Linked DNA regions of Homo sapiens: regions 2, 3 and 4 are each linked to region 1. Evidence: chromatin loops called from intact Hi-C (ENCODE). Cell type or tissue: GM12878. All regions are shown on one strand. Links, peaks and the distances in the headings refer to the core of each region. The heading gives the core; the rest is flanking DNA. Region 1 has its middle 4.3 kb from the start of LINC02498. Region 2 overlaps CLNK (cytokine dependent hematopoietic cell linker). Region 3 overlaps LINC02498 (long intergenic non-protein coding RNA 2498). Region 4 has its middle 160 kb from the start of LINC02498.

What was found. A loop is a pair of places that touch in the nucleus more often than their neighbours do. Peaks named below come from ENCODE experiments on the same cell type or tissue, not always from the same donor. Only the 100,000 strongest peaks of a DNase experiment are listed, where the experiment ranks them.
Region 2: it touches region 1 in a loop (2.7-fold over the local background); 1 of 110 quality-filtered maps calls a loop at or near these places.
Region 3: a loop joins it to region 1, with 5 times the contacts of the local background. A loop is called at or near these places in 1 of 110 quality-filtered maps.
Region 4: it touches region 1 in a loop (2.9-fold over the local background); 1 of 110 quality-filtered maps calls a loop at or near these places.

Annotation. Positions count from the first base shown.
Region 1 is chr4:10,729,355-10,737,285 of GRCh38, forward strand. It overlaps a transcript of CLNK not described here. Among named protein-coding and RNA genes, the nearest start is that of LINC02498, 4.3 kb to the right of the region's middle. RefSeq lists a silencer at 3,006-3,055. In GM12878, for the core only: no CTCF peak of the experiment used is centred there; DNase peaks (open chromatin) are centred at 1,397, 2,063, 2,481 and 3,147; H3K4me3 peaks cover 1,196 bases; H3K27ac peaks cover 3,217 bases.
Region 2 is chr4:10,624,205-10,632,135 of GRCh38, forward strand. The region is part of intron 2 of CLNK (cytokine dependent hematopoietic cell linker); the gene reads right to left. It overlaps LOC105374480 (a long non-coding RNA gene), which reads left to right. Exons shown (of 5, transcript XR_001741593.2): 4 at 575-715; 5 at 4,301-4,931. Among named protein-coding and RNA genes, the nearest start is that of CLNK, 57 kb to the right of the region's middle. In GM12878, for the core only: no CTCF peak of the experiment used is centred there; no DNase peak of the experiment used is centred there.
Region 3 is chr4:10,806,206-10,814,136 of GRCh38, forward strand. LINC02498 (long intergenic non-protein coding RNA 2498) reads left to right here. Exons shown (of 4, transcript XR_925377.3): 4 at 2,522-2,732. Among named protein-coding and RNA genes, the nearest start is that of LINC02498, 73 kb to the left of the region's middle. RefSeq lists an enhancer at 1-1,133. In GM12878, for the core only: no CTCF peak of the experiment used is centred there; a DNase peak (open chromatin) is centred at 3,906.
Region 4 is chr4:10,889,717-10,897,647 of GRCh38, forward strand. No RefSeq gene overlaps it. Among named protein-coding and RNA genes, the nearest start is that of LINC02498, 160 kb to the left of the region's middle. In GM12878, for the core only: a CTCF peak has its summit at 3,880; a DNase peak (open chromatin) is centred at 3,860.

The DNA of each region.
Region 1 (7,931 bases), core at 1,077-6,076:
GAGATTTCTCAAACAACTGAAACAAAACTACCATTTCATCTAGTAATCCCACTACTGAGTATCTACCCAAAAGAAAATAAATTGTTATTTGAAAAACAGGCCCTCACTTGCATGTTTACTGCAGCACCATTCACGAGAGCAAAGTGTCAACCTCAGTGTCCATCAAGGGATAAATAAAGAAAATGTTACACACTCACCCACACCCACACATACCCACTCACACACTGAAATACTATTCAGCCATAACAAAGAATGAAATCATGCCTTTTGAAGCAACACTGATGAAACTAGAAGCCATTATCTCAAGTGAAACAATCAGAAATGGAAAGTCAAATACTGTCATGGTTTGCTCTTGATGTCCCTTAAACCTCTATACTGTAAGAACTGTAAGGAACGTTGCAAAAGTTTGAAACATATAATTTATGTATAATTACCTGCCCATTAACTTTTTCCCCATGATATTTACTTGACCACGTTTCATTAAATGTTTAAGGTATAATTCTTGCAAATATGAAAGATCACAAAAGATGCATGTTGGAAATTTTCCAGAACGGTTACTATATTCAGTATCAAGACAATACTTTTACTGCCATTTGTTTTTGAAAAACAAATGGATTTGAAATATAGACACTGATTTATATGAATCAAACCTCTAAGTTTATCCAAAGAAACCAACAGGATGCTGAGTAGCACAATGTGAGGTGATGATTAAAAGCCAAAAGATATGGCCAGTGGCTGTGTTGGCAGTGGCTGTGGGGCCCTAGTCACGCCACTGCATCATGAGTGTTTCTGGGCACCTACCTGGCAAGCTCACGGTCTGCATAGCCACCATCTGCGGCCACCCTGGCTCATCACTGCACCATTGAACCTCACATTGTAAAGAATTTCCTTCCATGGTGTGGTGCTCCTGCAGTTTTCCCCCATTTCACTAAGTGATACCAGCATGCCCTCAACTCTGAGAGTCATTATATGACTCATCTGTTTCCCTCACCTTCAATGTTGGTCTATTGTCAAGTCGTACTGATTGTGCTCCCTCCAAAATATATCTGAAAATCTGCCTACTATTCATTCCCATTCAGCCTTCATTGGTTCTTGCTGGATAAATATAATGACCTTGAACTCTACATTGAATTTTTAATCTTGCATTTGAATACATTTCTGGGTGGCTCCAAATTTCCCTTTCCCCTACCTCAAAAGGGAGTTGCAACTACAAGTGAAGTATGTCCTACTCTATAGATTTAGAAATAGAACCACCGCTGAAATACATGTTCCCAATCTCCCAGCACGTTGAGATCAAAGGGAAAAAACCCAACCGATCAAAATCGTACATGCCTCATGTACTGGAAACTCCAGAACTACTGAGAGTTTCATATGGGTCTATTCTTACTTCATTGTGGTCACCTCTGGTTTACAACTCATATGTACGTTTAACCATTTCAGTGTATGAGGGTTTTTTTTAACCATCACATGCATACTGTATCTATTCCCCATGGTACCATCTCAAGCATGGAATTCATTCGCTTAATTAATTTACACTCACATGCACACATACACACACACACATCTTTTTGTGTGTGGACTTTACTAAGGTTTAGTTAGGAAGGAAAGCTACAGATTTCTTAGGTACACGTGACATTGTGATACACGCATACAATGTGTAATAATCAAATCAAGGTATTTAAAATATCCAGCACTTCAAACATTTATCATTTGTGTTGAGAACATTCCATATGTTCTCTTCTAGCTACTTTGACATATACCATAAATTATTGTGAACTATAGTCATCACACAGTGCTATCAAACATTAGACCATATTCCTTCTATGTAACTGTTTTTTTGTACCCATTAACCAACTTCTCCAGAAATTTGCACAATCATTATGTATTAGTTTTAGAAAAAGAATTATTTACTTCTCATCAACAAAAACTTCAAATGAACTATCAGATATTCTTTTTCTGAGACAGTCTCTCGCAATGCAACCACAGGGGATTTCTCCCCGGGTGGTTCGGGGCTCCCAGTCCTCCAGTCTCATGCCACCGGGCTACCCATTCCTCTCCTCTCATGCAGGGGTTTTTAGCCACATCTTTTGTTCCTTAGTTTCTGGTAATCACAATTCTCAGGCTTTTTCTATAACCTCAACTTATGAATGTTACTTCAAAGAAAGACAGATTCTTCCTAAGAGGAACTCTCTTTCATCTGTTAAGATATTTTGTTATTCTCTCTTAAAAGGGGCTGAAGATTTCCACTCATGTTGAATGTTTCTAACAATTTGAGTTTGATATTTACCCTACAGTTATTAACCAATAATTTCTTATGAGTGTGGCATCCTTTTTGTTGCTGCGATATCATCATGGTGTGCAAAATGTGTCAAGAATTCTGCTCTCATGGAGGGCAGAATCCATACATGTAGTAGTATCAGTTACTGTTAAAGTGTAACTACAAAAAGAGAAGGCTTTGCAAGAAAGGAATTCAGTCCTGTGAAATCATACCACATGCAAATCTAACGTAGTCTGAAGTTTGGTGAGTTTGAAGCAGTGGTTTGTTCCTAAAGGATTAGCAACGGTCTCTCTGAGTGGTGGGGCAGGGGACAAGCCCTAGTGAGTAGTGTTTGCTGATTTTCATGTTGTAAATGTCCTCATTATGGCTGATTTCAAGCAATCAATATGAATGTGGAATTGGGAAGACAAGTGCAGTAGCCACCATCATATAGCATTTTTATTATACAAAAATGACCTCAAGATTATAGAGTACAATGTGGTGAAAATAATTAGAAAGTAATGAGTTTTGCATATTTATTACCTTTGCTTTTAATATATTTATGAGTTTATGTAATTTCATTTTTAATAATAGCTCTGTTGAACAATCAGCTCATAAAATGTCTGAAAATTTAACAGTCAGTCTTTGTGAGCTCATTTAAGCTACATCTGGCACATTACTGAAGGTTGGGCGGATTTAACAGGATTTGAGGAGCACACAAAGCTAGCAGCCCCTGCAAAGGCCCTGTGGTGAGAGAGAGATTGGCAAGGCTGTTATGGATTTTTGAACTTCATCTTAATGACAAGTGAAAAAGCTACAGGTTTTTAAGTAGGAGTGAAATGGTATGACTGAACTTGGAAAAGTCCTGTGGTGAGACGAGGGGGTTTTCCACTGTCACTGAGTGGTTTTGTTTGAATTTGAGTAAACACCCAAGGACAGGGGTTCAAGCTCTGAATGGGGACTAGCCTTTTACATTCCATCTAACTCTGAAGTTCCATGGCAATCAAAGACTAAACTTGTAGAGGAGAGGCAGAAGAGGTGAGAATTGATGAATTAAGAACCTAGAAGAGGTGTGTTGCACATTATAAATATATATATGACAGCAACTCGAGGACCAAAAAAAAAAAAGCCTTATCTTTAAAATAAATAGCCACAGGAAGCCAAGTGAGTCAGGTGTTTTTTCTCTCTCTCCCTCCTCATGGGTTCCTATTTTTAAAACATCACTTCCTTGAAGTGTCAGACAATTATATCTGCTAATATATTTTTGCCAACATGATCCTAAAGAGAATAATATGAATTATTTATGCTGCTCCCTTTTGGCGGGAGTGAATAGGACAGTAAAGGCTCTGACATTTCATTTTAGGAAATTTCTAGTGCAGGAGATTTCAGAAAGCACAACCCAAGATTAAGAAGACAAATGAGCAGCTTCAATGTAGAGGGAAAATAATCCACCAGCAATTCCAAGCCCCCCTTTCGGTTATAGCTGTCAATTATGGCATTGGCTTTTATTTCCCCTATCCCCAGGTGATAGCCACAGCTTCCTGTCTCCTCAGCTGCCTGTCTTGGGGGTGCCTCTGCCAGACCTCTTTCATGGCAAGAGCCCTGATGCCACTACAGCCCCCACGTCTGCCCATAAACCCTGTGCCACAATCCACCTCTTAGTCACCAAACTCTTCAAGTCACCACCACCCCGGACATTCATGACAACAGCCCACCTTCCCCCCTTCACTGCCCGTTCAGATCTTGTCCCCATCAGTCCTGGGCCAGGTGAGTCTTAAGAAAAACACCTTTGGAGACAGTCAAGTTCCTGCTTCATTATGTATTAACCATGTTATACTTGGTAAGCTGGAGAAACTCTCTTGGTCTTAGTTTTCTGATGTATAAAATGGGGACTTTTTTTCCAAGTTAGGTATTGAGAAAATGAGTGTTTCAAAGTGCCTAGCACCTTCAGTGAATGATAGCACATTGCTTTCTATGATTATTAATTTTATGCACTACCTGGTTTGCCATGCATCTGTGTGTTTTTCAAAGTCCTGCTAATTTATTCATTCTGAGCATCTGCCATATGCCAGGCACCATGCTGTCCATCTTCTTTTGCTGGCTGTAGTTGATAGGAGCTTGTTGTATTTTGTCCAGAGATGCTTTTATCACTTTTCATAGAATATTAGTTCTGTGTTGCTGCTGAACTAAGTGCTAGAGTTCTACAGAGAATGCAGCAATGTGTTCCAGCCCCAGAGAGTTGACATTCCTGCATATCCATCATACATAAGTGCCATTCTCCTGAAGAGTCGTTTCTGAATATATATTGCTAATGTTTACTTCCTAAGAGTGCATTTTTAAAGTTAGTCTATGGCCAGCTGGCCCATTAGAGATACATATCTTTTTCTTTTCTTTTCTCTTCTTTTTCCTTTGGAGTGGAATAGGAGAAGACAAACCACTACTCAATAAGCATCTACTATGTGCCTGCACTTCTGTGAGGTTTATAGTCATTATCTCATTTTTTTCCCTAGAACAACCATATGAAAAGCCTTTCTTTACGTGGTTTTATAATCAAGTTAGCCAAAAGTCAGAGAGGTTAAGGAACTGATTCCCAATCGTAGGATTTGCAAAGCCTGAACCTGGGCTTCCTGACACCAAACCTGGGCATTTTGTTGCATGCAATGCTATAAATCTACGATTGATTGCATAGTTCCACCATTCTGGTCTTGGGCCCACACATATCTCCTCTCACAACATTATGGCAAAACTAGTTACATTGTACTGTCAAGTGAGACAAACCTGGCATTACCCAGCCGAATCTTTCCCTCTTCTTTATCAGAGAATTCAGGTCACTTTTACTCAGGACCAGTCTGTTGAGAAGTTTGTCCTTTTCGTGATTGAGGGAAGCATAACAAAAGTAAAGTTGAACAGACTCACCATTGAAGACACAGCAATTTAGCAAGAAATATGACTAAATGACTTGCAACTGTATTCACCATGTGTCTTCTAGATTATGGCCAAATCCCAGCTGCCATCACAAAAATCTTCTTCGATGTCAAAATTCCTGGTATTTTACATCAGTGCTTCTTCAGAAAGCTCATCCCTTTCTGGCCCCCTTGTAAGGATCTTGGACTCTGGGGATCTTGGTCTATTTGATGAGTACAGTGGTCAAGGAGAGCCAGATCAGACAGAAGCACCTGCCTGCTACCCACGGGGACATGAAGTTGTTAACAGCAGCCTGGACTCTGCTGGCTCTAGGACAAAGCAGGTGAGCTGAGTTGAGGTGGGTGGCGGGGGCGGGTGGCACATAAGCCTGACTCACACCTGCTGTTGACATCAAACAGTCACATGTTCCTATGGTGCCTGTTGTTTATGTCAATGAAGGGTAAGCCCTGAGGTCAGGAAACTCAAGATTTCTCCCATCCGAATGTTCCTAGAGTGAAGACGGCAAATGTGCCATCTCTTTTCTTTCTTTATTTAGAGGCATTCTATGTAAGATCAGGATGCTAATGCTTTGTTATGTCCATTGAAAATATCTTCTCCCAAGATGGGACTTGCCTTCTCACTGTTTTCATGGAATCTTTTGATGAAAATAAGTTCATATTCCATTTCACATTGATTGGTGGTGGTTGCCTGCAGCATAACTTTACAAAGAGTTCTGAGATCCTGGGCTGGCTCAGTAGGAAAGAGAACTATGATCTATTAGAAATGTCTGACAACCATACAGGCCCCTGGGACTGTTGTTTTATAGCCCTGGAATAAGCTAGCTAACTAGTCAAATGGATTTCAGCTCACTTTCCTGCCAAGGTACCCATTGGATAGAACTCTGGGAGCATGCAAATGCAAAGACAGAAATTCATGAAAGAAGCAGAGATAGTGCAGACTTTCAGTAAATAGTAGACACACACACGTAGATCATTTCTCAAGGAGAAAGGTACATTTTACCTTCCTAGGGGAGGTGAACTAAGCTCTAGATTTGAAGGATGAATAAGTTTAAAAAGTAGAACAAAATTGTATAAGTTTTCATATATGCAAGACTAATAAGTTCTAGAGATTTTTTTGTACAGCATAGTGCCTATAGTCATCAATACTCTAGTACGAATTTAAAAAATTAATGTCAAGTTTTCTTACCAAATAAACAAATAAGCAAATAAAACAAAAAGAACACAAGAAAAATTTAGAGGTGCAGGATATGTTTATTGCCTTAATATTGGTGTTTTTTTTTTCTTGTTATTGTTTGTTTGTTTTGAGACAGAGTCTCGCTCTGTCACCCAGGCTGGAGTGCAGTGGCATGATCTCAGCTCACTACAAACTCCGCCTTCTGGGTTCAAGCAATTCTCCTTCCTCAGCCTCCCAAGTAGCTGGGATTACAGGTACTCACCACCATGCCCGGCTAATTTTTGTATTTTTAGTGGAGATGGGGTTTCACCATGTTGGCCAGGCTGGTCTCAAACTCCTGACTTCAAGTGATCTGCCTGCCTCAGCCTCCCAAAGTGCTGGGATTACAGGTGTGAGCCACCGCACCCAGCCATTGCCTTAATATTGTGGTGATGGCTTCACAGGTATGTCCAAAATCATCACATTGTATACATTAAATATGGGCAGTTTATTGTATACAAATTAGGCCTCGATAATGCTTTAAAAAAATCTCAATAAATAAAAATGGGCAGTGGTATGAACAGCATGGTGCATCCATGAAAATTCAAGCTGTTTTGTGGGCCAGGGTCATTTCAGGTCGGCATAGCCTGTGACGGGAAGAGTGAGGCTGAAGAGGTTGCTGGGGTCTATGTCATCATGAGCACACCTTCTCTATGTTAAACAGTTGAGATCTTATTCTGCCAGTTATGGGGTTCCTGGTCTTTGTCCTATTTATTAGCATCAGGGTGAAATGTGAGATTATAAAATAAGGCTTGGCAGACAGGAAAGACAGAATAACAAGAACATGAGGGAGGACAGGCTTAGAAATTAGTGGGTGGCAAGTTAGCAGCCTCAGCTCTTTCATCAAGGAGCTGGGCTCAAGCTACATGTTTGGCTTTTGCGGAAGCTTCTATTTGAGGATAGAAGGATAGCCAAGAAGGAAAGTTGGGGGCTCAGTCTTTGAAAGATTGGGGATCATGGGAGTAATGGGTTATTAAAAGAGGCTTGAATCCAAGGGTTGGGGCAGCAATCTAGTTATCAATCTTGGAGCACAGGGGACAGGAAGGAGACTCAGGCTTAGAGCAGTACTGGACCATCATGAGAGCAATTGTCCAGCACCTGGCAGAAGGTTGGGTAGCCAGAAAAAAGCTGAATTGACACTCAGAACTTGCAGCTAATACATTACCTGTAACCTTAGCAGAGCAAAGGGGCACACATTATGCCACTTCAGAGACCTGAGTTTCAATCCCCACCAGGCCCTTTGTGCCTACATGAGTTTGAATACATATGGCTGTGCCACAGGAGACTGAGCAGCCGATTCAACAAGATGAGAGTAGAGACTGGTGAGCAGCAAGGGCAGAAGAGCCCCTCCAGTGGCAGGGGGAGAACCTGCGGTTGTCTTGCCAGCTTTGCCTGCTCTGTGCTCTTGGCCTCTCCCTCATTCTCATAGCCAGGGCTTTTGGAATTGAAACAGAAAAGTGGGATTTAAGCAGTTCCAAAATGACAGTCCTAGGTTCACTATCAGGCAAATCTTGTGAGCTCCAGTTTTGATTAATAC
Region 2 (7,931 bases), core at 1,976-6,975, 100 kb before region 1:
TCACCTCAAACCATGTTAAACAGTAGATATTTCATGAAGATAAGCAAGATAACCTCCAGCCATGTTAAACAGTAGATATTCCACAAAGATTAGTGTCCAGTAGTTTTTTGGTTTTTTTTTGAGACGGAGTCTCGCTCTGCTGCCCAGGCGCCATCTCGGCTCACTGCAAGCTCCGCCTCCTGGGTTCACGCCATTCTCCTGCCTCAGCCTCCCGAGTAGCTCGGACTATAGGCGCCCGCCACCACGCCCGGCTAATTTTTTGTATTTTTAATAGAGACGGGGTTTCACCGTGTTAGCCAGGATGGTCTCGATCTCCTGACCTCGTGATCTGCCTGCCTTAGCCTCCCAACGTGCTGGGATTACAGGCGTGAGCCACCGCGCCCGGCCAGTTTTTTTTTTTTTTTTTTTTTTTTTAAACTTATTTGATAGCAAATACAGCAGGTGTATTTCCTGCAGGACTTCTCAGGATGTCTCAGGATCTCTAAGATGCCAAGAAGCATCATGAAACTCAAGAGAGTTTGAGCTGCTTCCCATAGTATTTGGTTATGAAACAACTCATTTTATTCTTTTGCAGAATCTTGATGACTAGCATTTGGAGGAACACACCTTGGGAAATGGTGATTCTGTCCAAACTTTTTGTGTTATGGCTGTGAGAAATAGACTTACAGAAGGAGATGTCCGCCCCACATCTCTAAACTCATGGGTGGAAACTCAGGTTGAACTTAACGTTTTCTCGATTCTGTTTCCCTGATTTCAGAGACAAGAGTCTGGGATGTCTTTCTTGGCAGTTTCCAAGGACAAATTACATAGTTTTACTGGGCAGTAGAATAATAACCATCATGGTATTGTGAATGTGAACCCATCTTTCATTCCCAAAGCTGCAGGCAAGCCAAGATCACAGTAGCATTAGCTCAGAGATGCCTTTGATAGGAAGATCTCTTGCCCATGGTGCTGTAAAGCCATGCAGGATTTTAACAGACCAATCCACCAGGCCCTGTGGATGGCTGGCAAGATTTGAGCCTTGCTGTGACAGGGAAACATTAGCCGATATAATTGAAAGCAGAGCTGTCCGCCACTCTGCAGAGGGAGGTGTTTGGCGTACAAAGGCAGAGAGAGGGGGCAAACATGACAGGCTGACACCACGGGGAGGTTATTTCAACAATTTGTGTTTGCTTTTCTCACTGCCTCTGCCCTGAGCTTGGCCCTTCTGGGCTTGTTGCTCTCTTTCCAACAGACTGGTCCCCTTAGACCCAGTGAGATCATCAATAGACTTTGGAAATAAAGAGTGCCAGATGGTTATTGTACTACAGGCGTGTGCAGGTGCATGTGCTTGTGTGTAAGAGGGAGAGACAGAGAAGGACAGACACAGAGAGATACAGAGAGACAGGGTCAGAAAGATAAAGAGACACAGAGGTAGAGAGAGGCAGAGACAGAGATTAAAACACAGAGAAAGAGAGACAGAGAGAGAGCAACAGAGTGACAGAGACAGACAGGCAGAGATAGAGAGAGGCAGAGAAACAGAGACAGCAGGAAATAGAGAGACAGAGAGTGACAGAGACAGAGGCAGAGATAGACAGGAAGAGACAGAGTCAGAAAGCAGAAACTGGTTCTGTTACCAATCAAACTCCTACTGATGCATCTGAGGCCAATGTAGCTCAAGGCTGAGGGTTCTCATATGGGGAAGGAATTCTCTAGACTAGGGAAGGAAGCCAATGTGTTATGACCTTCTCTGTAGTGGGCACATTCATTTCAACCGTTCTTTTAATTTAACCTTCACAGAAACATTCGTGTGTGGAAATGATTCCCACCTTTAAGGTGTAGAGGCTGAATCTTGGGGGACATCCTTCACTCGTGCACTTTGACTGGTTGGGGGTGGTGCTGGCTTCAAACCCAGGTCTCCCTGGCTGGGGCTCATGCCTTGTCCACTGTGCAGTGTCCGCCTGCCCAGTACAGCTCTGCCTCAGTCCCCATAGAGCTGGGGAAGTGGCCTCAGAACCCTGCACCCCATTGCTGCATCTGTGGAGTGAGGTTTGCTCTGAGAGCAATGATCTGAGCAGCTTTTGTCACCAGGATGCCTGGATTTTAGACAGACAGTTCCTCTCTCCCCTTTTTGTTTCTCATTCATGCTCTCCTTCTCTTGCTTCTTTTTATTTCGTTGACCCACATCAACTCATCTGCCTTTCCTCTGATTCTCTTGAATGTCATTTATTCGCACCAAATTCTTTCTTTCCTGTAAGACAACTGGAGAAAGTCAGCTTCTCCCTCCTCACTTTCCCCTTTCCTTTCTTTTTTGAAATTTAGTTTTTAAGTTTATATTTATAGAATATTTTTATTACAAAATTAACACACGAGAAAATTGAGAAAAGTACAAGAAAAAAACAGGAAAATAAAAATCGTATAATACAAACGATATATTCTGGTTTGTGGCACACATATATGTAAATACTAATTTTTTGGTAAAAAATACATGCATTAGGATATATGCACTATGAGATGTACCTCCATGAAATCATATTTGATGACTGCATTACAGTTTGTAATGTCACTGTCATAACGTGTTTTAACAATTTCCCAAATTCACAGTTGCGGACATGTGTTTTAATGTCTGACATGGAGTGTCATGCCACGTGCTTTATGCTTCACTCCTGGTTCTGCCTTTCACTACCTTTGTGTTCTTTGAGTAGGCTGCTTAATGTCTCCCTACCTCAGTTTCTTCACCTGTAAAACAGGGAGAGATTTTGTGCCACGTTTCATCCATAGACTAGCTCTAGAATCTGGTTCTCATGATACAGCCAGCCTCTGTAAACTTCACCCAAGCAATTTGCTACATCAGCGAGAGGTCAAAGCGGTGTCCAGGGCAGCTTTCCCTTTAAGTCTTTCCAAAAGACTTAAACTTTCCTTTTTCTTTGAAGCTGTTGGCAGGAAACTTGATATCCATAGAGAATGGGTTCATTTTACTTGACGAAAACTGTGAGTTTTACAGACACCTCCCTGAGGGCCAGGAGTAGCTACAGACTGTGGAGGTGGAAGGTGTCCCAGGTGTTGGAACACAATTGCCACCTTTATGCAGAACAGGAAGCACATCCCACACACCTCAAAGCCTGGCCCTGCACCAGGACTTTAGAGCCTCAACAAAATGAGAATTGTCCCTCCCAAACTTGCCCTTTTCTCCCTCTGTTCTGGCATTTGGAGGAAACAATACCTTTAAAAAGCCATTAGCCACATAAGCTTCTGTATGGTTACTTATTTAATATCATTGGCATTGGTTTCTACTTAGTAACATAGAGTACTATGTTAGGTCTGATTCATTGATCCAAACAACATTGCCACTTGGAACCATGACTGGAGCGTAGTGGATACTGTCAAGGCCAGGGAGAGAGAGACAGAGAAGGACGGACACAGAGAGGGACAGAGAGAGACAGGGTCAGAGAGACAGAGCGTCTCTCTGTCTCCTCCTTCTGCTGCTGCAGGGTGATTGCTAACTACTCATGTTTTAATCCTTTTTGGGAGGATTGCCTTTGACTGACAGGAGCCACAGGGCTTGGTGATGTCTGAGAGGTTGGGTTCCCCACTCCCACCCCCACAGGCATTCTGGGCTACAGACTGCCTGAGCCCCTCACCTCTGGGCTTCACAGAGTCTGTGAAATAGCTCAGCTCCAGAACTTACTGAGAAATCAGGCTTAGGTCAGGCCTCCCCATAACACTTCTTCCCCCTTCTGTCTCCCTCTTTCCCCTGCAGGGTTCTGCTGCAAGAGGTCCCCGCATAATTCACTTGCACCAGAATCCAGGTCTCAGACTTTGCTGCTAGTGAGACCGCCACCTCTCACTTGGATAACAGCCTTTTAACTGGCATCCTGTGTAACCCTCTTGGCCTCCTCCAATCTGTTTCCAGAAAGCAGCCTATGGAAGCTTTTCAAAATGTGTACCTGTTTATATTACTCTAATGCCTAAAAACTTGTAACAGCTTCTTGCTCTTGGGACAGTGTCCCCATGGACCTATATGGTCTGGTCTTTAATAATCTTCGAAGGCTTATCTCAATGTTTCTCCCTCACACAAACTCCCTCACTGGCCTTTCATTTCCTTAAAAGGCTTGTTTAGTTAGACTTGTTTTTTTTTTTTCACTCTTTGCTGAAATTCCTAATTGTCCTTCAGATTTCAACTCAAGGCTACATTCAAAACTCAGATGAAATCAACTCATAGTAGTTTGCAAATATTCATTTATGAGATTAGTTACATTTTTCGGTCTGTATTGATGTTAACTTTGTCAAAGTCAGGGTCTGTTTCTCCTTTGCTCTCCAGACTAAGACGGCACCTAGAATGTGGTCCAGCACATTGAGAATAGAGCAGAAGATGAAAGCTGGAGGGGCTGAGGGGCCTTGGAGGCAGAGTTGGGCTCAACTTCTCATTCCCTGGGACGAACTGTGCACAGTAGCCTCTGCTCCTCCTTCTTCAGTGAAGACTGCGATGCCTGTGTTGGGGCTCAGAAACCGATACCCCAAAATATGATGCTTTGTACATGCTGAACTGAAACAGGAGCTTTAAGCTCTTTCAGGCCTCCCCACATCTTACCGTCTCTCCCAAAGTGTAGGATTCTCTGAAAGTCTTTGTCTGCCTAAAGTCCAGACCTACCAATGAAGAAAACAATCACCTCCTGCCCTTTGTCTGAGTTTTCATGAGCTGAACCCATATTGCAGGAAGGAAGGCTAAGATCTGTCAACACACCTGGGCAGACTTTTGTCACAAACCATTGTCTGCTCTGAGGACCCAAAAGAGCTTGTCCCAGATAATTGCCTGTTCTTTAAGGCTATTAAATTCTCCCTGGTAACCATTTACTGTCCTTCAACGGAAGTCCTCTTCTTCCCCCTCCCATGACCTGTATGACCAGCTCCCATGCCCCCATTCTTTCTGTAACCTCAAGATGGTTTATAAACTTCTGCGCCTCATTGAGGGGTTGGGTCTTCATTCTGAGGGCTCCCGTGTCACCTAAAGCTATGGTCAGATACATTTGTATGTGTTTTCTCCAATTAATCTGCCTTTCGTGAGTTGATTTATCGTGAAACTTCAGAGGATGAAGGAGAAATTTTCCCTTTGCACCTATGCCTGCCACCCTCACAGGCTGTGTGAAGGTCCTTCTTCAAAAAATACTGGCTATTCTTGGCACTGACCTGGCCTCGGCTTTCAGGAAGAGAGGGGAGGCAGGCTCCCTTTCCCAAGACATGCTGGCAGCCTGAGAGTCAAGGCCATGGGGTGTTCACAGATGAGGCCCCCTGATATTTACATGTCTTAGGGATCAGAAGTGGGCACAGCTGGGGCAGAGCGAGGAAGTGCTAACACCCACCAGGCATCTGCGAGGGGACGCCCACATCAAGAAAACCTCAGCACAAGGTTGAGTGTTTCAGCAAACCTCGGGGAGATTGCACATTTACTCATGAAGAGACCACATGGTGAGGTCAGCCCCAAAACCAGGCCAATGTCTCTCAAGCCCAACTAGTTTTCAAGACAATGTCTTGCAACTTATAGAGTTTGGGGGGAAGGCAGTGTGAAGTTCAGGGGGGAAGGCAGTGTGAAGGTGAGCATATCAGTAGCTACCCACCATGCTGGCTAATCACTGGGAAATTCTTTTATAAACAGCCACAGTCTCTCTCAAGTTTTCCAAAATTAGAACCTCTCCAAATTTATTTTTTTCAAGGCTTCAGAAATATCCCATAAATCTTTGAAAACGAAAATTTCTTCTCTCTCCTCAGTCCTCACCCAGGGCTTCTGATGCTGCCAGTCAATCCCAAGTCATGCTTGGTGTTTGGGGACCACGGCAGTGCAAAACCTCTGAGGGCCTGGGGAGAAGGAATACCTGCAAGACTAAGAATAATGAAGGGATATAACAGAGGATAGCCTCACTATGCTCCTACTCCAGAAAATTGGATTATTGTCTGCAAAGATTCCTCAGTCTTGTGGACACTGATGAAATATTGTAGACTGGAATTGAATCTGGCTTGTTGTCTGTTTGTTTATTCCTGAGCCTGATAATTTATTTGAACAACTTTGCCTTTCTATAGTACATGATGATCGGCAAGTTACTATGACACGCATTTGTACCCATTGGACTCTGTGACCATTCTGAAGATAAGCTCTTGTCACCCTCCTCATGGAAAAAAATGGAGATTCATGAAAGTCAAAGGACTGGCCCAGGCTCTCACAGGCAAAGCTGGGATTCCAACTTGTGTCTAATGAGCCAGAAGCTCAGAGTCGTTTCCACTCTTTCTGCTCACTCTACACCAAACTCTGGGCTATGTGTTGTGGATTCAAAAATTTTGGAGCCACTGTCTCTCCAAATAGGCTGTGAATTCTAGGAGGGGAAGAGCCAATAAAATTAATTATAGCACTATAGAGGGAGAGGGAAGGCTTATATACCTTTCCCCAAGTCCACTTCATTCCAATTTCCTATCTATCTACACCATCTGAGCATCCTTCTTTCTCATTCATTCAGTCATCAATTTTTAGTCCATCTTTTCATTTATTCATAAATTTGTACATTTCTTCAGCAATTATAACAATAAGCCATTACTTATGAGGTACTTACCACAGCCTGGTCACTGTGCTAGGTAGGCACCACTGCCCTATAGGTGTTGTGATGTCCATCTGCTTGTAGCAGGTAAGCAGGATTGAGGGCGTTTCTCTCATTACACCAAGCCATTTATCTCCAGGCGTATTTGCCAAATGAATAAATGGATGGAGAAATAAATAAGGGCTGTACTGATATTATTTACAGAATGTATGAAAAAGAAACACAAAGGAAGAGATTCCCTGACTTTTTGCCACAGACCAATGGCACCAAATGCCAGTGCTGCTTTACGGAATCAGCATTTCTGGATCCACTTGCATAGCTTAAAGAAAGCTTCTCTTTTGGCCTTCTGTGTCTCTCCTGCTCCTCCTGATGTCTAGCAGTCTTTGGGTAAATATGGTGAGGTCAGCCCCGAAGAGCTCTACAGGTTCTAGGCAGAGTCTGAGTGACTGCTGCCCAGAGCATATTGATTGAAAAGCACATTCAAGTGTCTAAGGTATGTGTCCTCTCTCATAAAGGCTGAGTACTCCAGCTGCCTTCTGCGGGAAGTCATTTAATGATGTTCTGTTCTAGGATAGGTGGCACTCGGTAAGTAGAAGGCTGGAAACCAGAGATAGGTGGGAGAGGAAATATTGCCTTTGCCCCAGATGCTCAGACCAAGAAAGAAAGAAATGAAATGACAGGGGAGGAAAGATCACAATTACAGGCAGCTGTAAGTTTTGCAGATCTTTGCATTATGTGAAAATAAGATGAGGACCCTTGGTGGATAGGCAGTTGATCAATCAGTTAATCTAGACATGTATATGCAATGGTCAGGAACTAGGGGTAAAGCAAATAATTTTAAACATTACAGAACAATTTCAGTAATCTTTGATTCGTGTCTAATATTAATTCATTCTAGCCTCATTACCAAGTAACCAAGATATAGAGGAGAGAAAGGGAAACGAACAAGTGAAAGGGAAAATATTTCAACTGTAGTGTCTGCCAATTAGAAAATGTTCTTTTTAGTCTCAAAGCAACTCTATGACATAGAAGTTACCTTTACTTTTTAGTGAAGCTCACACAGGCAAAAGGATTTTCTCAATTCTCCTTCAGAGGTCACACAGCTATTGGACAATTGGGTAAGGATTCAAATATGTCTTTTTTTGAGGTCTGTCTTTTTATTTAAACACCTACCCCTGTTTCTGAAATAGAAGGCTCAAGGTGCGCATTACCTGATTTACAGATTGAGTTGCAGTATAACATGGTGGCTGAAGGCATGAATAGCTCTTGTCTAGGGTGTTTACCTGCTATCTCTAATTGGATGACTGATAAGCATGTAAAATTTAAAATATCCAAAACGTAACTCTTAACATTCAAAACTCCATCTTC
Region 3 (7,931 bases), core at 955-5,954, 77 kb after region 1:
ATGACACATGGGAATTGTGGGGGTTTCAATTCAAGATGCGATTTGGGTGGGGACACAGCCCAACCATATCAACAGGGGGCTCATAGTTTATTGGTATGGTAGGAAGCAGTAGATATATCCCTTGTGTAGCTCAGGTTTTCTCAAATCACATCAGCCTCAAAATTAAAACAAAAACAAAATATGTTTAATTAGATGACATTCTCTGTTGGTGGGGTTTTGGAGAACAAGCATCCTCATACTGCTGGCATAAATTCAAAATGGTACAATACCTATAGAGGGAAAGTTGGCATTATATTTTTAAAAATCCATGCATATTCATTCTTTGTCCTGACATACTTCTAAGTAAATATCCCAAGGGCAAACTGATTAGAAAAACCCCACAAAATCTAAAAGATGTACACACACTGTTGTGCATTATAGCATGATTTAAAGTGACATAGGAGAGGCGGAGTCACCAACTGGCATGGCTAATTGACCAGCTGGGCAAAAGGCATCAAGGCTACAGTTCACATTAGGAGCTGGAGGAATCACAAGGAAATTGGCTGATCAATTTGCAATTATGAATGGATGAGCGCTGTTCCAACCACCCAGAAGTGAAGGATTGGGTCATATCTTTCAGTCCTGCTGGTAAGCCACCTTGGCCTGCTGAATAGATGTCAAAGGGGCAGACCATAAGTACCAGATGCAGCCTGAGCCCAATGACAACATAGGGGCTTTAGCTTGTTCTTCTAATGTCCTCTTTCCAGTTTCCCCTCAGAAACAGGAGCCAACAGGACCATGAAGGGGCTGCTGCTGTAGTGTGCATGGCTGGAGTGTTCTGCCTGGTGCAAGGTATTGACTGATGGCAGCCTGGGGTGGTGCTACTCAAACATTCCCACTTGCTCCTCTGGCTTCCTTTGCCCTGCTTCCGTATACACAAGTAAAGAGGCCCCCTGACTTTCACATCTGACTTCCGACTAATTGCCTATTACTCACTTCAGCTGTTCATTATCATTTTGTAATGCATCAATGGTCCTTAGCAAGAGCCATCTGTTATGGACTGAATTGTGCCCCACCAACAAAACTCATATGTTGAAGCCCTAGCCTCTCATGTGACCATAGGAGATAGAATCTTTAAGGACATAATTAAGGTTAAGTGAAGTCATGAATTAGGCCTTAATCCAATAGGTCTGCTGTGATGATAAGCAAAGGGACAAATACCATAGCTCTCTCTCCATGTGCTCTCAGAGGAAAGGCCATGTGAGGACACAGTGAGAAGGCGGCCATCTCCAAGGCAAGGGGGGAGGCCTTAAACGAAATCAACACTGCTGACACCTTGATCTTGAACTTCCAGTCCCCAGAACTGTGATCAAATGGTTTTCTGTTGTTTAATCCACCCAGTCTGTGGTATTGTATTATGGTACCCTAGCAGGTTAACCCATTATTCAATCCTCTTAACATTACAGCTACTATTTTCTCCAGATATCTTAAATGCCAGATATGCCTCTGTATTTGATGTATTCTTTTCCACTGAAGTAGCCTCCCAGCTTGCCTTCAACAAATGTTGTAACGATTAGACTACCATCTTCTGTGAAACCTCGCTCTCTTCCACCTTTTACCAGGAATGGGGTCCCCCTCCAGCCAGGCAGTGGGTCATCCAGTTCCAAAACCCCTCTCATTGACCACTTTATCCTACCATATCTGTCTTGACAGTTGTAAGATGGATTTTTTGGAGTCAGGTGCTGACATGGCTGTAAGATATTTATTAGGAATCAACATGTATCATAGGAAGCAGGATTGGTTAAAGGAAGAAGTGAATTTCAATGCAGGCAAAATGAACATCAGAAAACATGGTGGGGAGCTCTGAAGCTAGTACTTCCCGTCAGATGATCCTGTGTTGGGCCAAAATGGCCAGGCCTTTCTACTCCTACCTTGCTCAGTCTCCAGAGATGGGCTGCCCTGGACAGGACGTGACTGCAGCTGGGGCAGCTCTCTGCATCTTCACAGATCCTGAAGGGTTATCAGCTAGAGGCCGTCTGCTGAATACATCTCTACAGCTGAGCAGTAATCCTTCCTTGCTGGGGACATGAGTTTCACATAATCATATTTACTTCTGTAAAAACCTGCAACAAAAGTCATTCTTAGTAATGGAATGTTTAAAAGCATTCTTTTCTGTGATGAGGAGAAGTTTCTCCTTCTGATCCCTTCTATTTGACATAATATTAAAGTGGCTTGCTAGTGTAGTATGGCAAGGAAAAAAAGAAGGAAAAGAAATAAGGATGATAAAAGAAGAAACAAAACTGTCATTATTTACAGATAATTTTTCTGTTATTTTTAACAATATTGTTGCAAACTATTTCAACATGGCCCCACCAATACCATCTCATATGCTGCTTTCCATGTACCTGAGACTCCTCCCACTGAGAGAGATCATCTTGCTCCCTCTCCTTTAAGCTGGGAGGGAATGAATGACTGCCCAGATCAATGGAATTCAGGAGAAGTAATGTTATGGTTCACTCTCTTTTCACTCTCTCTCTTTCAGAACACTCACTTTTGGAACCTGGCCACCATGTTGGAAGGAATCCCAGAGCACATGAGGAGGCCTTTTGGGGGTGTTCCAGCTGACAGCCTTAGCTAAGGTCTTAGCTAATAGTCAGCATCAACTGCTGGCAAGTGAACAAGGCTTCAGATGATTCCAGCCCTCAGCTTTCCAGCTGAAAACATTGTAAAGCAAATACAGCCATTTCCACTTTGCCCTGTCTGAATTCCTGACCCACAGAAGCCATGAGAGATAACAAATGATTACTAGTGCTTTAAGCCACCGGGTTTGGGAATCATTTCTTATGTATCAATAGATTACAGCAAATGTCAAAAAACTATAGATAAAGTTAGGATGATAATTCAGCACAGTTGCTAGATACAAAAGTCAATATTGAAATCAATTCTATTTCTATATACTGGCAACATACAGAAGTCAAATTTAAAATTTACAATAGTATAAAAATATAATTATCTAAGAACAAATATAACAAAATCATATGAGTCCTTCAAAGAGATAATCACAGAACTCAATTAAAATATACTGAAAAAGACCCCAAAAAGGAGATATGCAAGATATATATTACACTCATGGATTCACAGAATTAATATTGTGTAGATACCAATTACCTCAAAATTGATGTACTATATTGTACCAACCAAATCACAATCACTTAGTAATGTGTTGAGCTGATTTTAGAGTTCATAAGAGAATTGAGAAGTCTAAGAATAGCCATGGCCTTCTGGAAGAACAAGGTGAGTAGTTGGTCTCCAGATTATAAAGATAAAGGACTATAACAGAGTTACTGGTGCAAGGACAGAAACATTAGCAAATGGAGCACAGCAGAAAGCCTGGACACTGGCCTGCATAGATATTGAAGCTTTAGATACAGCAGATGTGGTATTGTAGCCACATGTGATGATGTGAACTGATGGATTTTTCCACGAATGTCATAGAACAATTTGGTATCCATATTGAACAAAAAATGAAATTAAATCCTCCTACAGAGAAACCAATTCCTGGTGGATTAAGAACTATATGTGAAAGGTTTAAAAACACAGATTTTAAAAACAAGATAGAAAAATATTTATAAACTCAGTGTAGAAAAGGGTTTTTTTTTCTTCTTAAAAATAGTCTAAAACCCATGACCCAACTAAGATTGGTCAATGTGACTGCATTAAAATTACGAATTGTATTCATCAAAAGAATCTCTATAGCTTACAGATGAAATAATACCCTGTGACTTGCTTCAGAACAATTTAGTGGAGCCAGTGGAGAGGGAAAGGTGTATATCTGACTCAAAGGGAGCCTGAGATGGTGGTCATTGTGACGAGGCAATGTTCATAATAGCAAAAACTGGAAATAACCAAAATGCCCATGAATAGTAGAATAGACCAAAAAAATGGCGTATTCACACAATGTAACCATAGAGCAGTCAAAATGAACCACAGTTATGTGCATCAGTATGAGTGGTTCTCATCTGGAGAACAAGAAACAAACCACAGGTAATCTATTCACTAAGATTCAAAAACAGAGAAAACTAAATGACATTTGTTGAGAGATTTATACATGGTTGGTAAAATGATGGTTACAACATTGTATGTAGTGGTTATCTCAAAGAAGGCACAAAGATAGAGACAAAGGGGCTTCTACATTACTTACCAAATTATATTTCTTTTCTTTTTTGAGACAAAGTCTCACTCTGCTGCCCAGGCTGAGCGCAGTGGTGCCATAACCACTCACTGCAGTCTTGACCTTGTGGGCTCAATCGATCCTCCCATCTCAGTCTCCCAGGTAGCTGGGACTACGGATCAACGCCACCACTCCTTGCTAATGTTTTAATCTTTTGTGGAGAGGAGGTTTTGCCACGTTGCCTAGGCTACTCTCCAACTCCTGGAATCAAATGATCCATCTGCCCCCGCCTCCCAAAGTGCTGGGATTGCAGTCATGAGTCACCACACCCGGCCAAAATTCTATTTCTTAGTGGTAGTTTCATACATGTTTCCTTCATTTAAAAATTTTATATTGTATATATATTTTAATATATTTTTCTGCATATAAAATAAAACTCACAATAGAAAAGAAAAACAGCAATAGATGTAGCTATTATGACAAAGCTCAAGAAGAATAATGCCTGCTATTTCATGTGTAGTATTTCTAATTCAAATTTATGAATTAGTTTGCCTTTATTATTAATTATTTTTAAATGAATTAGCTGCCTTTCTTTGGGCTTGCTTTAAAAATGAAGAATCACCACTATCGTTCTCTGATTCATTCATTGGTCTGCATATTTTCTGGACTGTTCTTGTTTGAGGCATGTTACTACATATTGGGGGCACAGAGATAGATAAGACTCAGGCCTTGCTCTAAAAGAGTCTGCATTTCAGTACGTGAGTGTGGTTAGTGGGAGCGAAGGATTAGTTGAATAACTTATTGCCCAGAGCAATGGTTCTCAGACTTGAGCATGCAGCAGAATCACCAGATGGGTTGGCAGAACACAGATTACCGGGCCCCACCCCCAGAGTATCTGATTCAGGAGAGCAAGGATAGGGCCTGAGAATCTGCATGTCTCACAATTCCCCAGTGATGCAGATGTTGCTGATCCAGAGGACCCTGCTTTGAGAATCACTGCTTTAGAACATTTGTATGATCTGAAAAGTATTCCTTAATTTAATGACTTCTCTCTTCTCAGATAGTTTTTTTTTGTTGTTGAAAAAAACTAAACAGAAAAAGAAATGTATCAACCCCCTATTCATGTAAGCAGGTTAAAATATAGTATTTTATTACTCTTCACATAACTTTTCTTTTGTTTGGTTTTAGATCTTATGCTTTCTTGATACAACTAAAGCTAGAGAGACATGGAAGTGGGGAGATGACGTGTCCATGCCTAAACTGGGCATCAGGAAAGGGGGGTATGCTTTAGCTGTTACTAGATCAGGCAGGGATTCAGAGCTGAAGCTGCTCCTCAGGGGAAAAGAGGTCAGACCCTCGGTGAGTTGTGTGGAATTACTTGCCCAGTGGTAGCTGGAGGGGCCCAGATTCAAGAGGCTATTGAAAGGCAACTCAGGATTGAGGCATCATCCCATTGGAGATAGTGGTTGTTAAAAATTTAGACAGATTCAAGAGGTAAAGATGAAGAAGATCAGCTAAAATGATCAAAAAGTTACTGGAATATGTTCATTTTTTAAAAAGTGAAAATGACAGTGGTTTATTTGGTTTCCAAACAAGAGGTTCAGAGGTGGCCAGTCCCGGCCCAGGGAATATGCTGGATGGTGCCGTCAAGGGCTCACCATCCTCAGTTGGTGACTATTTTCATGATCCCTGGAAGGCTGCTGTCCCTCCAGACACTTCTGTATTCCAGGAAGGAAGAAAAAAAAGACAGCAATGCATGAAAGGGTTCACAAGCTGTCAGGAAAGTAAAAGCTTTCCTGGAAGTTGCAGCCAGAATTTGTCTGCTTGTACCACGTGACTAACATTTCTCCATGTCCCCCAGTGCACAACGTGTATGTATATTAAATCATCTCATTGTACACTTTGAAAGCATACGATTTGTCAGTTAAACATCTTAAAGTAAAACAAAGACAAAACAAAAACCAGAAATGTAAAAGAATATTTCTGCTTGAATCTCACTGACTGGAACCATGCCACATGACCACCTGAGGGTGGAAAGAAGATAAGGGAGGTGGAATTGGATATGGGATTGGCTAGCCAGTGTCTGCCACACCAAGGAGAGACCCTGTTAGTTCCAGTCTTCCAAATGTTAGTCTTTGCCAGTTTTTTGGGACACACAATTTATTCCAGCAGAGATTTCTCTTGATAGAGTTTAATGTGAAACCATGCATTTCTCTCGGCAAGGCAGGCAAATTACTCCCTCTCTTGGAGACTCATTCTGGCTTGTTTCATAGGATGGTAATTTAGGTGCTGTCTTTGGAAACAGACTTCGTTGGTTTGAATCCTGGCTCCTCTTATTAGTTGTGTGACTTTGGGCAAGTTACTTTCTCCCAGTGTCTGCATTTCTTCATCCATAAAAGAAGAATTAAAAGTGGTTCTCACCTTATCAGAGTATTATAGGAGTTAACACAACAGCTAATATAGCGCATGTGAAACAGAACAGTGCCCAGTCCAGACTAAGCCCTGGATAAATGGATAAATGTTAGCAATTACTCTTCAAAGGTTAGAAATTTACGTGGTCCCAACCTTTCTCACCTGGTTTATGTAAAATGCCTCTCATTTCCTTCATACTAATTGAAAACTTATTTTTCATTTTCCTTCAAGTTTCTTGTTTCTGGAAGCCTAGAGTTGCACCCAGTGTGCATTTCTCAAGTGACACGGTTGCTAATCTCTGTTAGGCATTCCTGTCCTGACAGTCAGTTCATTGCCATGAATCTCCACGTTTTTGGTGAGACCTGTGACATCCACTTCCTAGGAAGGATGCTGCTACCTTAGACCTAACTTTTTTCAGCCTGAGACTTGAAACTTGCCCCAGCAGATTCCCAAACTGAAGCTATTGATGTTTCTGAAGCACGTGCTTCTAGCAACCCTGAAAGCTCTGGTACCTCTGCCCTGTGTTCCTCAAGAAACAGTCTTTCCTTGGCTTTTAAATGTTCCATGCTCAAAATAGCATTTCTATTTGCTAAATTTCCTTTTTCTGTTCCAATATTATTTTGGGAAGGCTCAGCTGGGTTTCCTAACCCCTTATTATTCTCTGGCAGGTCACTTTCCTTCTCTAACACACATGGGCCTAGCCTTGTTTGTTGGGTTTCTGTATCTCCTTTCCTTTCACTATCCCACTGGCTTCTGGCCCAGATATTTATTTCACTAATATTCTCCTCTAGAGAACCTCTTGTGGGGTTCCCACAGTGAGAGATATGGAATGAACCAGCCTTGGGCCTGAAAAGAACACACTTCCAGAGCTGAATAATCCAATCCAGTAAGCACTCAACCATGAGATCAATATCTAACCCAGACTTGGCTTTGCTTTATTATTTTCTGGTCCAGTTCCCCTTTAAGATATTTCAAACTTTCTGTGCCTACCTGTTTTAGTCCATTTTCATACTGCTATGAAGAAATATCAAAGACTGGGTAATTTATAAAGAAAAAGAGGTTTAATAAACTCACAGTTCCACATGGCTGGGTAGGCCTCATAGTCATGGCAGAAGGTGAAGGAGGAGCAAAGGCACGTCTTACATGGTGGCAGGCAAGTGTGTGCAGGGGAGCTGCCCTTTATAAGACCATCAGATCTTGTGAGGCTGGAATAAGTTACTCACTATCATGAGAACAGCATGGGAAAACCTGCCCTCATGATTCAATTACCTCCCACTGGGTCCCTCCCATGACACATGGGGATTATGGGAGCTATAATTCAAGATGAGATTTGGGTGGGGACACAGACAAACCATATCATCACCTGTTT
Region 4 (7,931 bases), core at 1,662-6,661, 160 kb after region 1:
GAGCAATTCCAAAAGGTAGATTTTTTGTTGGGGGTACAGGTTCCCACTCTGTCACCCAGGCTGGACTGCAATGACACCATCACGGCTCAATGCAGCCTCAGCCTCCCAAGCCCAAGCAATCCTCCTACCTCAGCCTCCCAAGTAGCCAGGACCACAGGTGCAGGACATCATGTCCAGCTAATTTTTGCTTTTTTTTGGTAAAGACGTGGTTTTGCCATGTTGCCCAGGCGGTTCTCAAACTTCTGGGTTCAAGAGATCTGCCCACCTTGGCCTCCCAAAGTGCTGGGATTATAGGCATGAGCTACTGCCCCCTGCGGGTAGATACCATAATCTTCATTTTTCAGAAGGGAAAGTGGTTTAGAGAAAGGAAGGTGAGTAATGTGATTTTAGATGGTGTCTAGCAAAAGTAGGGTTTTGAGTCTAGATTTTATTCTAGTTTTAAGCTTTTGATTCTTGTGGCCCATGCCGCTCCCACATACCCTGTCCCTAGGGGATTTCCAAATACCAATCCCAGATTTCTTTTCTCAAAAGTTTTGTTTCACTATGTCCATGATGCAACCAACTAGAGATAGATACTGGAGCACCCCTGCCCACTCCTTCAGGAGTCCTCAAGCAAAGACACAACGACTACAGGAGTTTGTGTAGAAATGACGTAGCTCTCCGGCCCCTCAGGCAGGCTAACTCTGAGGCACGTCTTCTACATTGTTCTGGAATTCTCCAGTAGACACAGTAACAAACGCTTTATTGCCCATTTTGTTTCCATTTCACTTCTTTGTTCCCCTACTTATGTTTGCTACTTGCACCTGTATCCCTGTTGCTGAGTCTCCTTCTGGGCAAACGCAATCTAAGAACCCTGCAGGAAGGCCAGCATCTACTTCCAGGAAGAAAACCTGGAGCCCATGGTGGAGTGAGTGCCTCGGTTTTGGAGAGCTCCAATGACAAGGTAGTCAGTGTAGCGCCTTCGGTTTGCATAATACAATTGATGACTTATTTACAGAAAAGCACAAGTTATAGTGAACTGAGCTAAAATTGAGTGCATTGAGGGCAAGACACAGAAGATGAGATAGGGGCAGGAGAAGCTTGGAGGCATATTATAAAGACACTATGGTTTAAATAGATGGAGAAAAGAAAAGATGTTATAGAACAAGGGGCTCCTGAGAACAAGTGCAGAACAGAGACAGGCATCATTGGCTTGGTCAGCACTCAATCACTTACTAGTATACATTCTTTCATTAATACTAAAATGTTTCAAATTTATAGAGTGGTTTTGTTTTTGTTTTGTCTTTTTGTTGTTGTTGTTGTTTTTTGTTTTTTTTTTTTGACAGAGTCTAGCTCTGTCACTCAGGCTGGAATGCAGTGACATGATCTCTGCTCACTGCAACCTCTGGCTCCCAGGTTCAAACAATTCTCCTGCCTCAGCCTCCCGAGTAGCTGGGACTACAGGTGCACACCACCACGCCTGGCTAATTTTTGTATTTTTCTTAGAGATGGGGTTTCCCCATGTTGGCCAAGCTGGTCTTGAACTCCTGACCTCATGATCCACCCACCTCGGCCTCCCAAACTGTTGGGATTACAGGCATGAGCCACGGCACACAGTAGAGTGTATTTTTTATGCGTCACATCAATCCCACGTTTCAAGCTGATAGCAAATGGGTTACATCATTTGAATTGTGACCTCTGATAAAATATCTTATTTTGCTAAACCTATTAGGTGAATATTTATCATTCTGTCATTTAGTGAGGGAAAATAAGGCTCTTAGAAACAGAGCCAGAGTTTATGCAACCAGTCTGTGAAGCCACCTGGATGCAACACTGAACTACAGTAAAATAACCATAATTTTGAGCTACATGCCAGGAATTGGGGTGAACTCTCATTGCAAATGGTATTTTGTTCCATCTTCCTGGTGATCTTTACTAAGGTATTATCCTTTCAATTTTTCAAAAGAAATGGGAGTCCAGCATGGTTAAGCTATTTATAGAGCTAATAAGTGATGTGTTTCTGAGGGAAAGAGAAAAAAAAAGTATTTGGTGTCAGTTTAACCCTTTTTTTCTTTTGCAGCCCATGAAATTTTGCTTGTAAATTCTGATGCAAAGCAAACCATTTCTATCCTTCTCTCACAGTAGAGATCCTCATTTCTTTGATCAAGTGCCTTCTCCAGACTCATCCCATTCCAACAAGCCCATATGGACTGTTGGCTGTATAGATTCTGCTAAGCTAAGCCCCTGGCCATCTAGAAGCAGGAGATAACCACATTAAGCTTCCCATTATGTCCCTGAGCCTTTTGTTTTGCAATTATAGGAGTGCAGGTTCTGTCTAATACAGATGGGCAGAGGGCCAGGAAAAGACTCTGACCCTTCATTGTTTATGGGAGAATCTGAACTCTGCCAGCACTCAATAAAAGCAAAACATCTGCAATGTACCTGCCACTATCAATCAACGAAGAGCTATTGGTAAGCTGAACAATGACCCTCTGAAGCTATCCATGTTTTACTCCCAGCAGCCTGTGAATACGTTACTTTACATAGGGAAAGGGACTTTGAAGATGTATTTAAGGATCTTGAAACAGAGAAATTATCCTGGATTATCTAGGTAGGCTCAAAGTAATCATAAGAATCTTTATAAGAGGGAGGAAGGAGAAACAAAGTCAGTAAAAAGATGTGATAACAGAAGCAGAGGTTGGAGTGATGGGCTTTAAAGATGGATGGAGCCAATTACTTTTTTTTCCATGAGCCAAGGAAATGAGTAACTTCCAGAGGCTGGAAAAGGCAAGGAAATGGATAATCCTTTAGAGCTTCCAAAAGATGTATGGCCCTAATGACCCATTTTGGACTTCTGACATCCAGAAATATGAGATAATACCTAAATGTATGTTGGTTTAATCCACTTAGTTTGTAATAATTTACTACAGCAGCAATAGGAAATTAATACGCTAGCTAATCATTTCATCTGTGGGCAGTTTCAAGTCAACTATATGTGTTGACTTATAGTATATGTGATTCGGGCCAGGAATTGAGTGCTAAGTACTACGAATCAGGGTTTTAGAATGAGATGTCCTGAATTTGAATCCCAGTAGGGCCACTTACTAGCTATATGATCTTGGGCATATTAATTACACACTATGTGTCTTAAATTACTCATTTGTAGTTCAGAGATCATACCAGTTTTCTTTCTTGGTGTTATGGTGATTGTATAACATAATATATTAAGTTATCTTAGGGCATAGCATTTGCATTATGCATTTTCTTTACTCTCGTTTCATTTGTTTTCCTTCTCTCATGCAGTAAGAAGTATATTTTTGTGGATTACCCTATCAGGAAACAGGAACTTTTATTAAATTTCTTGTTGGCATGACCTCTTTCTTGATAATACCTGAGGAAGTTGTTAGTTTAGTATTTCATAAAGAGAGCAGGGTTAATTGCAAACAATCATACCTTCATGATAAATTGAACCATTTATAAATACCTACAGTAATTATGATCTGACAAATGTATACAACCACCAATTACTTTTTTCCAGGATCCTGATGCTCTGTGCCCATTCTGGCTGGTCTTTCCTTCTAGTGTCTTAACTGATGGGATGATGGTTCACTTCTCTGACTCCAGAGCTGCCCGTGGTCAAAGTTCAGCCCTCATGTATTTTGTGCATTTCTGTGTGGCTGGTGAAAATCCACATGTGTAATTTGCCGACGGTTCCTCATTTCCCCCATACTTTCCTCCTCCTGTGATTGCTTCTCACAGTCCCTGCTTCTGTCTTTTGTGGAAGGAACTTTATTTGCATTCTTAGTTGCAGGAGAGAAAAATGACACCTTTGGGAATCAGGTCTATCTTTAAGACTGTTCCATTCTCAAAAACAGTCTTCTTGCTGCCCTTTCCTGTCTCTGCCTGCAGAGGCACCCTTTTCCTGTCACTTCCTGTGCTCCACTAATACTACTCAGAGTTGAGTTAAATTGTTTTCTGTCTGAGGTTCCCCTGGTAAGCAAGTTTAGGTCCCCTTGATGTGAGTCTCAAAACTGATCACTTTGTCATTCCTGCAAAAAGATTCAGCCTCTGATATTTAGCTTTTATTCATCTGAAAAACATGCATCAATACTTCCCAAATGCATCAAGAATTGTCTTGAGCTAAATCCTGAAAGCAGGCTGAGGAGCATCAGACGTAATTAGCTCCTTCCTGCAGGTCTACCCTTCTCCTTTGCAGGGCTCAGAGCAGGAGAACAAATGCAGGGCTACAAACTATATGGCTAAATATTTAAATATTACACATAAAAAAGCAAACTATTTAAATGTGCTATACCCCACTGCCCTTGCATACCCCTGATACCATGAATTAAAACAAATGAGCTCTTGTCATGAGTGCCAAGCCATTCCTTATTATGAAATGATTTATTTCATTCAAGCCATCTGAAAAGAGAAGATGGGGTAAACTAAGAAATTTGTCTTTTCTCTTCAGTATTTTCTTGCTCAAGTCCTTCCTGGATACTGAAGCAGTACACATGTTTAAAGTCAGTAGTTGGCATAATCCACAAACCTTCAAGAATTTTAGATGTAGGCATCTCTTCTTCAAGAACATAAGGCAGGAGATATGAGAAGAATTTCCTGGGGTTAGAATAGTGTGGATAATAGAAAAAGATGTTTATGGTCAAGGTTGTCCTGTGTCTGCAAGAAGTATCAGATCACAAGTAAAAGAGCCATTCCCGTTTTGTTTAACAAATGTGTGTGTGGTTATGTGTGTGTGTGTGTGTGTGTGTGTGTGTGTGTGTGCTTTACTGGATACTTTAAAGCACAGAGCTCTGGGCAAAAGCCCCTCTTGGTAAGATTTAAGAACCATATTTTCCCAGGTTTTCACTTAAAGTGGCTGGAATGAGCTATAGTCCTTTAAGAGCATGGTGGCAATGTGCTTAAGAGTGAAAACTGCCTGGAGTTACAGAAACTCCCAGGTTTTTGTAATCTAGTTGAACAAAAAAGAATTAGGAATATGAAGTCATTAGCATTACAAGGCATCTCTTGACTGAGTTAAGTGGTAGCAAGGATGATAGCTTTGTTAATAGTGTGGAGTTTCACGCATGGATTGCATTGGAAACACTAAATTTTGTATATGGAAAATATGGGATTGGATTGGAGAAAGAGAACATAAAAATTACAGTGCATAAAACTTCAATAAAAACATCACGCAATATTTTATGTTTTTCTTATCACATGGGATGAGAATCCACATCAAAATTGTCACATTAGTCTCCATCACAGGGTTTATTAATACACAATCTTGAGGCTCTGAGAGTGCTGCAAAGGGAGATGGAGAATAAGGAAGGTTATGCTGGGTCAAGCCCAAAGAGGCAGGAGCAAATTGAACACAGTATTGGGTAGGCATTGAGAGGTTCAGAGAGAACAGAATCAAGCAGCAAGTCACAGGCAAGCACCCAGCTTTCAGTGCTGGGATCATAAGAGCCTGAGACAGGACAGGAACCTTCTGAAATCATCCAAAGATAAGATGAAAGAATAAGAAGTGGAGAAAATGGGAGCGCGTGTGAAGGCAGTTAAATACACCCAGACCCTTGCATAAAAGGATGCCACTCTTACCCTAAGAGCAGATAGGAGAAATGAGTTTAAAGATAAAAAACCACAAAAGTTTAATGTAGCTACTGGGGTTTCTCTCCTGGATTCTACATAACTGAAAGGAAGACAAGGAGTAATGAGTCATATGGAGATCAGTAGATGTCTTTTAATACTGATAGAGCTGAAACGGAAGAAAGTGTCATGGATATCCATTGCCAGGTAGGCTTCCTGATCGTCATCTTCAGTGTTACACATATTCATTCACCCCAGCAAAGACCATGCCAAACCCGTCCACGTGAGGATTAGGACCTGGAGCAGCAGCTTAGAACATGTGGTTCTGACTACCCAGACAAAGGGCTTGGGCTGCATGAACTACTTCCCGAAGGCTGTCATGACAAAGTACCACAAACCTGGTGGCTTAAAACAACAGAAGTTTGTTTTCTCACAGTTGTGGGGTCCAGAAATCAGAGTGGGTAGGGCAGTGGTCCTTCCAAAGCCTCTAGGGTAGAATCTTTCCTTATCTTTCCCAGCTTCTGGTGGGTTCAGGAGTTGCTTAGCTTGTGGCCGCATCACCTCAGTCTCTGCCTCTGCCTTCACGTGGGTCTTCTCCTCACCTTCTCTTTGTCTCATCAAAGATTCTCCTGCCTCTTCTCTTAAAAGGACATCTGTCATTGGTTATAGGGCCCACCTTGAATCCAGGATGATCTTGAGATTCTTAATTACATTGGGCAAATACTCTTTTGCTAAATAAGTTCACATTTATAGGTTCTAAGAATTAGGACTTAGACATATCTTTCTTGGGAACCACTATTCAATCCACAACACTGCATATACCCACGTCTTTTTCCAAAGCTACCACCGAGGTAGGTCCACCCTCTTCTGAAGAATATCCAGGAAGAGGGAGAATGTGAAGGAGGCCAGGGGTCCTACTGAAGAGGTCCATCCTCAGTTGATAAAAACCAACATCATGAATGGGGACAGCTGTTCTCCCTAACAGTGCCATAATAATAACAACCATTCAATGTGCCAGGTACTTTTGTAAGCAGTTTAGAGGTATTAACTCATTTAATCTCCCCATGAACCTGTGAGAAAAGGACTTTTATTATCCCCATTTCAGGTGAGAAAACTGAAGTATAGAATGTTAAACAACTTATCTGAGCTTATGCATAAGTAAATGGTGCAGCTGGAATTAAATGCTGGCAGGCTGGTTGCAGAGGTCAATCTTAGCCCCTGACTTTCCACATCACCTGGTACATTTGCCATCTGTACTATGATGAGACTGGGGTTATCATATAAACCGCTCTGGGAGAACTATGATCAATGGTGCCTTGAACTACAGTAAATGTACAACAGGGAAAAGTTGAGTAAATGATGGTCTTCCCCTCTAATAGGATATTCTGCAGCAACTTTAAAAGTATTTTTGAAGATATTTCATGATAATCTAAAATATTCATAAAATCATGTTAAGAGAAAATGCCAGATTATATGTAATTCAAAAATATATCTTATATCTATAAATATATTCATAGAAAATAAATCAGAAAAAGTATATTAATATGTTAATATTGGTTGTCTCTACATTGGAAACTGTTTCTTCTGTCATTTCTTCTGTATTTTTCAGATTATCTGCAATAAACATATATTGCTTCTATGGAAGTAAAAGCAAGGCTGCTATTAATTGGGGCCAAAGAGAAAGATAAGAAATAATTCAAATTGTTTCCAGGAACTGGTAGATAAAAAACAAAACAAGACAAAGAAAAGGGCCCCATCCTTGGGCCTGTGCAGGAGCATAAAGAGGAGAAGCATTAGGTTCTAAAGAATTTTGATTAGCAAGAGCCAGACAAGAACCTCAGGGGTGGTGGCTGCACGTGCATGGGGTGACATGAGGAAAGGTGCCACAGAGCACACAGAAGACTCCCAGTCGGTTGATTTCCTGTGTTTTCTGGCTGAAACATGGAGCAGGCATCAGAGAGGCCAGAAGGATAGCTCAGCATTTCCTGGGCAATAGTCCAAGCTTAATTTTGCTCACAAGGTTTTTACACGTTCCAAATGAGAACACTGTGGTGGGCCAGCTTCCTACGTCTCCACCTACATCACTCATGGGGGAGCATTTACGCCAGGTCTTCCCTGTGAAACCTGATTCTGTATGCCCAGCACTGAGGAGGCCATCTCCAGATGAAGCAGAAGCCCTGCACCCTACCCTACCCTACCCTACCCTACCCTACCCTACCCTACCCTACCCTACCCTACCCTACCGTACCCTACCGTACCCTACCGTACCCTACCCTCTTTTCTTTTTTGAGACAGAGTCTCGCTCTCTCGCCCAGGCTGGAGTGCAGTGGCGCGATCTCGGCTCATTGCAAGCTCCGCCTCCCGGGTTC